Linked DNA regions of Homo sapiens: region 1 is linked to region 2. A link is a loop called in an ENCODE intact Hi-C map of the cell type or tissue named here. Cell type or tissue: CD4-positive, alpha-beta T cell. All regions are shown on one strand. Links, peaks and the distances in the headings refer to the core of each region. The heading gives the core; the rest is flanking DNA. Region 1 overlaps NFKB1-AS1 (NFKB1 antisense RNA 1). Region 2 overlaps NFKB1 (nuclear factor kappa B subunit 1).

What was found. A loop is a pair of places that touch in the nucleus more often than their neighbours do. Peaks named below come from ENCODE experiments on the same cell type or tissue, not always from the same donor. Only the 100,000 strongest peaks of a DNase experiment are listed, where the experiment ranks them.
Region 1: a loop joins it to region 2, with 6 times the contacts of the local background. A loop is called at or near these places in 1 of 110 quality-filtered maps.

Annotation. Positions count from the first base shown.
Region 1 is chr4:102,468,922-102,473,331 of GRCh38, forward strand. The region is part of intron 1 of NFKB1-AS1 (NFKB1 antisense RNA 1); the gene reads right to left. Among named protein-coding and RNA genes, the nearest start is that of NFKB1, 30 kb to the right of the region's middle. In CD4-positive, alpha-beta T cell, for the core only: no CTCF peak of the experiment used is centred there; no DNase peak of the experiment used is centred there.
Region 2 is chr4:102,533,159-102,537,568 of GRCh38, forward strand. It overlaps NFKB1 (nuclear factor kappa B subunit 1), which reads left to right. Exons shown (of 24, transcript NM_003998.4): 4 at 687-727. Among named protein-coding and RNA genes, the nearest start is that of NFKB1-AS1, 33 kb to the left of the region's middle. In CD4-positive, alpha-beta T cell, for the core only: no CTCF peak of the experiment used is centred there; a DNase peak (open chromatin) is centred at 2,393.

The sequences.
Region 1 (4,410 bases), core at 270-4,269, 64 kb before region 2:
AGAATCAAAGTTGTATTTGAGAGGGGAGCTGTTAGTAGCTTTCTCTACCTACTTGCAAGATGTAGGTATATTCCATTTCAAGAGGAAAAACAATAAAATACAAACAGATCAAAACCACTCATACTGGCCATGAATTGTGAATGGTGTTATTATTATTTGAATAACCTTAAAAAACTGTCAGGCTTAGTTTTCAATGTTATGAGTTTTTATCCTCTTCTGTGTCTTCATAAATATACATATATTTTGAGACAGGGTCTCACTATGCTGTCCAGGTTGGTCTTAAATTCCTGTGCTCAAGCGATGCTCCTGCCTCAGCCTCTGGAGTAGCTGATATTATAGGCATCCGTAAATATTTTTGCAAGGAATTCAGAGAGTTACTGAAACAATACCTGCTAGCCAGATGCCATTTAAATTTAAGACTCTTGCTCAATATTTAAAATAATACTGAAAAATTAACATTTTATTTTTTCTTCTTATCATTATTGTTGTTGTAGTTCTTGCTGCAGAGTAATAATCATAGCTATGACTTGTTGAGTATTTTTTTTAAATCAGGCAGGCATTGTGAGCACACTGTATGAACTTTTTCTAATTCTTGTAATATCATAATTACTAATCTCACTTTCCATAAAGAAATTGAAGTTCAATGAGTTTAGATAACTTGCCCAAATCATACTGCTATTAAGTTGTAATGCTAAGCTCATAATCAAATGGCTTTGACTCCAATCCCATCCCTGTCTCACATGATGATACCTCACCCAGCAAAGGATTCTATGGCTATAGGAACACAACTGCCGTCATTCCCATTGAATTTTTTCTTGCATGTAAATTTCAGCACAACAAGCGTTTTTTTTAATAGTACAACCTGCACAAGTTGCCAACAAATCTCACTAGTAATATACATGGGAGAAGAGGAGACAGCAATTGATAATACAACTAAATCAGGTAAATCAATACAAGATTTTTGATCTAGCATTAATGTCTGCACAGATGCATGTTTGATGTAAGCCTGTAATGCTGGTTCTGGTAGTAAAACGATAGTATTTTTTCAATTCATCATGTAATTAAATGAGGTATTTCCTGCAACCAACTTCCTTCCTTCAGCAGGATTTAAGCTTTTTGATGAAAGGATGTTAACTGTTTGAGGGAGCAGAGTTTACTATCCACATCCTTTCAGTTAATACCCAGATTTAGAATTATTGAGAACAAATGTTTGAATCATCTCTATAAACTATAAATTAGATAATTCTATAAAATAATTGATTTTAAAGGACCAGATCTTTAACTCTTTACCACATTTCTCTTCCTTGTTTTTTCTTTTTAAATCTAAACTCTAAACAGCATGTAAAGTATTGTAAGAGCTTGCATTTCTACCTCAAATATGCCATAAAGGGCTCTATAAAAAAAGAGGCTGAAAATATATACTCCACTTTAAAATGAGTACACACATAGGTTGTTCTGAATCGCAGTTGGTAGGTCTTTAGAGATAAAAGTTATTTTAATGGGTTAAAGCCTCTCCTTTCACCTATGACAAAACTATAATCTGTGGTGAGGGATGTCAAATATATTGGTAAGGTGCTATTACCACAGACCCTGCAGACAACAAAAGGTAATAAGGGAATACTATCAACAACTCTACACACAAATTTGGCAACTTAGATAAAATGGATCAATTTCTTAAAAGTGCAAACTACCACAACTCACTCAGTATGAAACTTTGAATAGCCAAATAACTACTTACAAAATTAAATTCATAATTTTGAGACTTAAAAAAAGAAAAGAAAGAAATCTCCAACCCCAGAGAGTTTCACTGGAGAATTTGAACAAAGAGCGAAAGAATTAGCCCCAATTTTACACAATTTCTCCAGGAAATAAAAGAAGAATGAATGCTTCTTAATTCATTTTGTGAAGGTAGTGTTACACTGATACCAAAACCAAAGACAGCACACACACACACACAACACACAATGAACTATAGACCAATATCTTTCATGAATATAAACATGAAATATTTGGAAAATAGATTCAGTAATATCTAAAAAAAATTATATGCTATTACAAAGTGTGATTTATCCCTGGGATGCTAGACTGCTTTAATATTTAAAATCAATCAATGTAATATGTCATATAAAAATTACATGATCATATCAACTGATGAAACAAAATCATTTGGCAAAATTCAACACCCATTCATGATTTTAAAAAAACAACACTCAGAAAAATAGAAATACAGGGAAGTTTTCTCAATTTGACAAAGAGCATCTGTAAGAAAACCTACAATTTCCATTATACTTAATAGTGAAAAACTGAATTCTTTCCCCCTAAGACTGGGAGCAAGGCAAAGATCCCACTCTCTCCACTCTTATTCAACATAGTGCTACAAGTTCTAGCCAGCGCATCATGGCTAGAAAATGAAATAAAAGGTATACAGACCAAAAAGAAAGAAAGAAAACTGTTTCTATTTGCAGATAACATGATTGTTTACATAGAAAATCCCAAGGAATCTGTAAAAAGAACTCCTAGAACTAATAAATGAGTTGAGAAAAGTCACAGGGTACAAGATATACATTCAAAAATCAACTGTTGTGGAGCACAGAGGATTGGGGGCAGTGAAAATATTCTGTATGATACTATCTTGGTGGATCTATGCAATTATACATTTGTCCAAACCCATAGAATGTACAACATTAAGAGTGAACCTTAATGTAAACTACGGACTTTGGGTGACGATGTGTCAGTGTAGGTTGATCAGTTGTAACAAATGCACCACTCTAGCCGGGATGTCAGTAACAGAGGAGCCTATTATGCATGTGTAGGAGCAGGGGGTATATGAGAAATCTCTTTACCTTCCTCTCAATTTTGCTGTGAACCTAAATCTGCTGTGAAAAAAAAATTGTCTGTTTAAAAATTAATTTTATTTCCATATATTAGCAATGAACACTGAAATTAAAAATATGATATTTACAATCACTCAAAAAAAAAGAAACAGGTGTAAATCTAACAAAACATGTATAGGATTTACATGCTGAAAACTATAAAATGCTAAAGAAAAAACTCCAGAAGATCTAAATAAATGAGCAGCCAATGAGGATTGGAAGACTCAACATAGTAAATATGTCAGTTCTCCCCAAATTGATATACAGGTTTAATATATTTCCTATCAAAATCCCAGCAAGACTTTTAATAGGTACAGAAAAAATTCTAAAATATAACAAAAATATAGAGGAACTAGATAAAAAAGGACAAATTATTCCAAAAATTATATATGGAAAGGCAAAATAATTAAAATAGCTAAAAAAAACTTTGAAAAAGAATTTTAAAAACGGGAAGAAACAGTCTACCTAATTCCGACATTTTATAGCTATAGTAATCAAGATTGTGAGTTATTGTAAGTAAGACAGATATATAGATAAAGGGAACAAAATAGAGAAACCAGAAATAAATTCATAAATTCACAGAAATATGCCCACTTGACTTTAGACAAACGTGCACAAGCAATTCAATAGAGAAAAGATAGTCTTTTTTTATTTTTGGACACAAAGTCTCACTCTTTCAGCCAGGCTGGAGTACAATGGCAGGATCATGGCTTACTGCAGCCTTAACCCCCCAGGCCCAAGCAATTCTCCCACCTCAGCCTCCTTAGTAGCTAGGAATACAGGCACACACCAACATGCCTGGCTATTTTTTAATTTGTTGAGAGACAGGGTCTCACTATGTTGCCCAGGCTGGTCTCAAACTCCTGGGTTCAAGCTATCCTCCCACCTTGGTATCCGAAAGTGTTGAGATTACAGGCATCAGCCACTGTGCCTGTCCTTAAGATAGCCTTTTCAATAAATTGTTCCAGAACAATTAGATATCCATAGGCCAAAAAAAAAAAAAAAAATGAACCTTGACCAAAGTTAAAAATTAACTCAAAGTGGATCATGCACTTGCATGTAAAATGTAAACTATAAAACTTAAAAAAAACACACACAGGGGAAAATCTTTGGGATCTAGGGTTAGGCAAAAAGTCCCTAGACTTGACACCAAAAATATGATCTATGAATGGAAAAAAATGATACATTGGACTTCATCAAAATATAAATCTTTGGCTCTAGAAAAGACTGAGTTAAGAGGATGAAAAGTCAAGCTACAGGCTGAGAGAATATATTTACAAATCACATGGCCACCAAAGGACTAGTATCTGGAATACAAAAAGAACTCTCAAAACTCAGTGTAAACACTCAATCCAATTAGAAATGAATGAAAGTCATAAATGGAAACTTCACTGAAGAGGATAAATAGATGGTAAGTAAGCACATGAAAATATGTGCAACTTCATCAGCCCTTAAGGCTGTGTGAACTAAAATCACAATGAAATACCACTGCATACCTATGAGAACAGCTAAAATAAAAAATAGTGACAACACCAAA
Region 2 (4,410 bases), core at 254-4,253:
CAAAAGTTATGGATTAATATGAAAATTTTACCATGTCTGATAGACCAGATTACATTGGGAGTGTCGGGGAGGAAAGGGGAAACAAACTAACCAGTTAAGGAATGAAGGCAGTACTTTCCCTTCAAGTAAAGACGGGAACAGAAAACCTAGTGTAAGGAAAAAGAGATAGCCTGAGATCATTATCTGTCTATCAGACGTATACATACAGGTTGCTAGATCAGTATCTTTTAATTTCACATTAAGCACACTCTCTTTGAGGAAGGAAAGTCAGTGTCTAATGATGTGAAGGCCAAAGAAAATGTCATAGTGCCCAGAAGTGGTTGCTGCTTTTAATTGGTATTTGTCATTTTAAAATGCTTTGTTAGGAGACAAGATTATGAAGGCTGTTGACATCAATTCTTGCCGGCCATATGCCTTTTATTGGGTTAGGAAATGTGCCATCACCTTTCAACAAACATTTACTTATTGTGGTTCGCTAAACTCGTAAAACTATTGTTAAAATAAGGGTTAATTTAATATTTCAGACAAGGAAGAGAAATTATATCCTTGTGGAATTTTAACCAAAAATTGATTTGAAATTTCTACATAAAAACATAATTTCAGTTTTTTACTTGCTTTACGTTTTATACCAAATTTGAGAAGCCTCACAGTTTCTTTTGGTTTCTGTTTGTTGTTTTTGTTTTTAGCAGATGGCCCATACCTTCAAATATTAGAGCAACCTAAACAGGTAAGATTAAAGGGGTGGGACTTTAAATGTTAGATTCCAGTGTCTAATATTGAGATCATAAGCACTGAAGAATAGTAAATGAGTTCTATGAAGGAAGTAGTTTATCTGAAAGATCAACAACCTGACAAATTATGTAACAGCTTTATTCATTCACTTTACATTTCTCTTACTCATTGTTCACACTGTCCTGAGCCTCAGTATGTAGTTCTGTAAAACTGCAGTTAATTACAGTATTAGAATTACAGTTAATTACAGTATTCTGCTGTCTCTACCAGCTTAACTTACCAGCCACTCCCAGGAAAGGCAGAGGTGATTTCCATTCATTTTCATTTATAAGGAAATACGTATGCATACAGTTCACATGCACTGAGCGATATCCATCTATTATCCTTGCACATGTAGTACCTCTTAGCCTTCCTCCTTCCTTTGGTAGCCCCAGCCTTTTCTGTGCTGCCTTTGGAACATGTAACCTAACATACTGAAAGTACCAGTGGGAAGTAAAATGTTAGAATGAACTATTGAATTCTCTTCCCTCTGGTGTCAGCCTCTTTGGAGTCAGGAGAGGAACATTTTTTCAGGTGCTTCCCCTTACCACTAGAGTCTGTAGAGAATAGCTCAGAACTGAAATGGCCTCCTCACTGTATCCAACTCTGTGGATATTTATAGGAAATTGGATGGGACCAATGCTGTGAAAGAGAAAGAAAGGCAATCTTTAATGTCTGCCTATAGGAGGTTTCAGTTATTAGGGAATGGAAATAATGGTGTAGTTCCCCACAGAATGAGGACAGTCAGTAAATCTTTGGATGGATAAACTAATCACATTTGTGTGTGACTGAGGATATGGATACCTGTCCTCTTGCAGCTGTATTACCCAATACATTTTCTAAGTATTCTTTTCATTAGCTCAGGTGAGTGAAACACTTTTGCATTTTGTAACATTTAACACATGCTAACTAGGTCACAAGCTTAAATAAAGCATCCACTGCGTTGTGGTTTCCAGAATCGTGACATTATATATGTGTTATATTTGGTCAGCATTTGATATAAATGTCTTAATGATTGCTGAACAGGCTATCCTTATAAGGTTGAAATTAGATGAAAGTTTTTGCTGTGGGGGCAAGAATGCCACATGAAACTTTGGGGCATGGTTCTAGTTCTTGCAGGTGTCACATCCTGACTCCTCAGGTTGCCAGTAACACTCCATTGCTCTACCTCCATGTTCAACTCTTTTAAGCAGTTATTTCTCAGAGAAGGTCATCAATTCCCAGTGAAATTTTATCCCTTAAAGTTCTGTGGGCTCTGGCATCCTGGAAAATTTCCCAGCTTTTAAGATCTAGGTAGTCTATGAAACAGAAATCAACTGAAATTTGTCTGCATATGCCAAAGTATTTTTTCCAATATCATTTTCATAAGCATAGCACTACAATAAGAATTTTTAAATGTAATTCCTTATTATGGATCCAACAGTTATAAGGAAAAATTGGCATTTATGATTTACCTGAAGGGTTAATGTAGTTCCAAAATTCAAAATTTAATTCATATAAAAGCTTATGTGAGTAAAACAATGTGTTTACCAAAGTGATGCTATTTTGATATCTGAATTCAGTGAAAGTAAGAAGGTTGTATTCAAGTCAGACTTTCTGACTGAATGGATGTAGCCTTGCCTTTGAGGTTGATGACTCATTTTAAGCAAATGGAGTTACTGAGATGAGTGAATGTGGATTAAAGGCAAAATTTTGATCTCAGAAATTTAGAATCAGAAATGCATCCAGACAATGCATTTGACGACATCTTCCTGAAAACAGTTGTAAATTTTCATCCTCAGATTAAAAACTTCTGAGGATTTAGATACTCGTATGTAACCATGAAAAATATCTATTAAGTATTGTCTATTTGACACCACTCCCAATAAGATATAAACACATACGTGTCTATATTTTTCCAACTGTCCCAAAGGAATTTTGTGATTAAAGATAATGAATTGTGTGTGTGTGGTTTTGGGGTTTTTTTTGTTTTTTTTTTTTAAGTTAGAAAAAGATTCTTTTTTCTTTGGGACCTCTTAGCCACAGATTTTCCCCAGCTCTGACGGAGATGAGTCATAGCATAGACTACTAATTTTTAGAACATCCAGTTCTGTTGCATATTAATCAGTGTTAATTAACTAATACTGTTCAAAAACTCAAGTTGTGTTTAAATTAGCAGTCAAGTAAATCTCTATTCTTATGGTTAGCTAATTCTGCAGGCTATTATACATGTGTTGTTTTTTTCATGGTTTTAGAAATTTCATTTAATTATTTAAAAAACCAACAGTGTTTGCTTACAAAAGGCATAGGGCTGAAATTGTAAATTATTTTTAAATATGAATTGTGTGAGAATCAAAACAAAGGAATTACCTCTGAAACTTCATCTCCAAAGGCTTCCCTTGTGTTTAGATCTGGAATCTCCCAAGGAATTGTTTTAGGTCTCACTGTGATGAGTTGATCATAAACTTTAGACATTTGTGTGCATTAAGGAAATTTCCCAGACCGGGGAATTTACTTTAGGCCTTACTTATCTGGTAAATGTGTTTGAGGACTGATCTTTGGAAATCAGGAAGTTTTTGGATAATATAGGAACAGTTCCAGATGCTTCCCAGAGATTTAAATCAGTTCAAGGCACCTGGACTGCTCAGAGACTGCAAGACCCTACTTGGCATAATGAAATGTAGTATAGTCTAAGTAGTGCATACGTTTTACATTTGTTCATGAGCTCAAAGCTGTCAAAATCTGCATGTTTGCTGGGGTTCCACAATTTAATGAGTAAGGGAGTGAACCCCCACCAGCAGCTAGTGGGTGTGATGAGCTGATGGGCAGATGATCTAGTGCTGTATATGCAGAGTTGGTCCCACAATAGAAACAAAAGGTGAGAATGTTCCTTAAAAAATCTTAACGTATTTTCTTTTCACCAAAAAGTGAATCTGTAAAAAGAAAATCATCTGCTTAAGCGACTATGTGGTTATAAACTACTAACACTACCACAAATTGATTGACATCATTATAAAGTTGAATCAGGAAATACAGCGAAACCTCCCTTAATATGATGATGAGGTCATAATTATCCTTGTTTTATTCTTTGTATACAAATATGAATAAGTTAACTTTATAAATCATAAAAAGTTAGAACTGGAGTAGACCTTAAAGATGGTCTGGTATAATCTTCCCTTTTGTACAAATGAAAAAATATGACACTTCTTAGGTGTTTATCAGCCCACAGTAGTTTATATAGTGAAGGCTTCCAGCTAACTTCATTAATTAACTATATCTATAAAATTTCTGGGTTAGATAGTATTTAAGGGAACTACCTAGTTTTGGAATCATTCTGGTAGGTTAATATTCAATCTTGAGCTTGACCATATTAATAATCATAAAAACAAAAATCTTATCCTCTGAAATGCTGAGAGAAGCTTAACAGATGCAGGGTCTAGCACAGGGTGTGTTCTACAACGCTGAAACAGTATATCTAAATAAACATGTCTGTAGTCCCTGCTGAACCAGCTGTAATCAGAGTAGATAAAGGAATGTCTTTAAGTAAGAGTCAAGGAAGCATAACTTTTATTAATATGGTACAGTTCAGAGCTTGGCAGCAGCAATTTAAGACAAGGAAGCTCTGACTAGAACAAGCCGTAACATGTTAAGTCTAAAGCC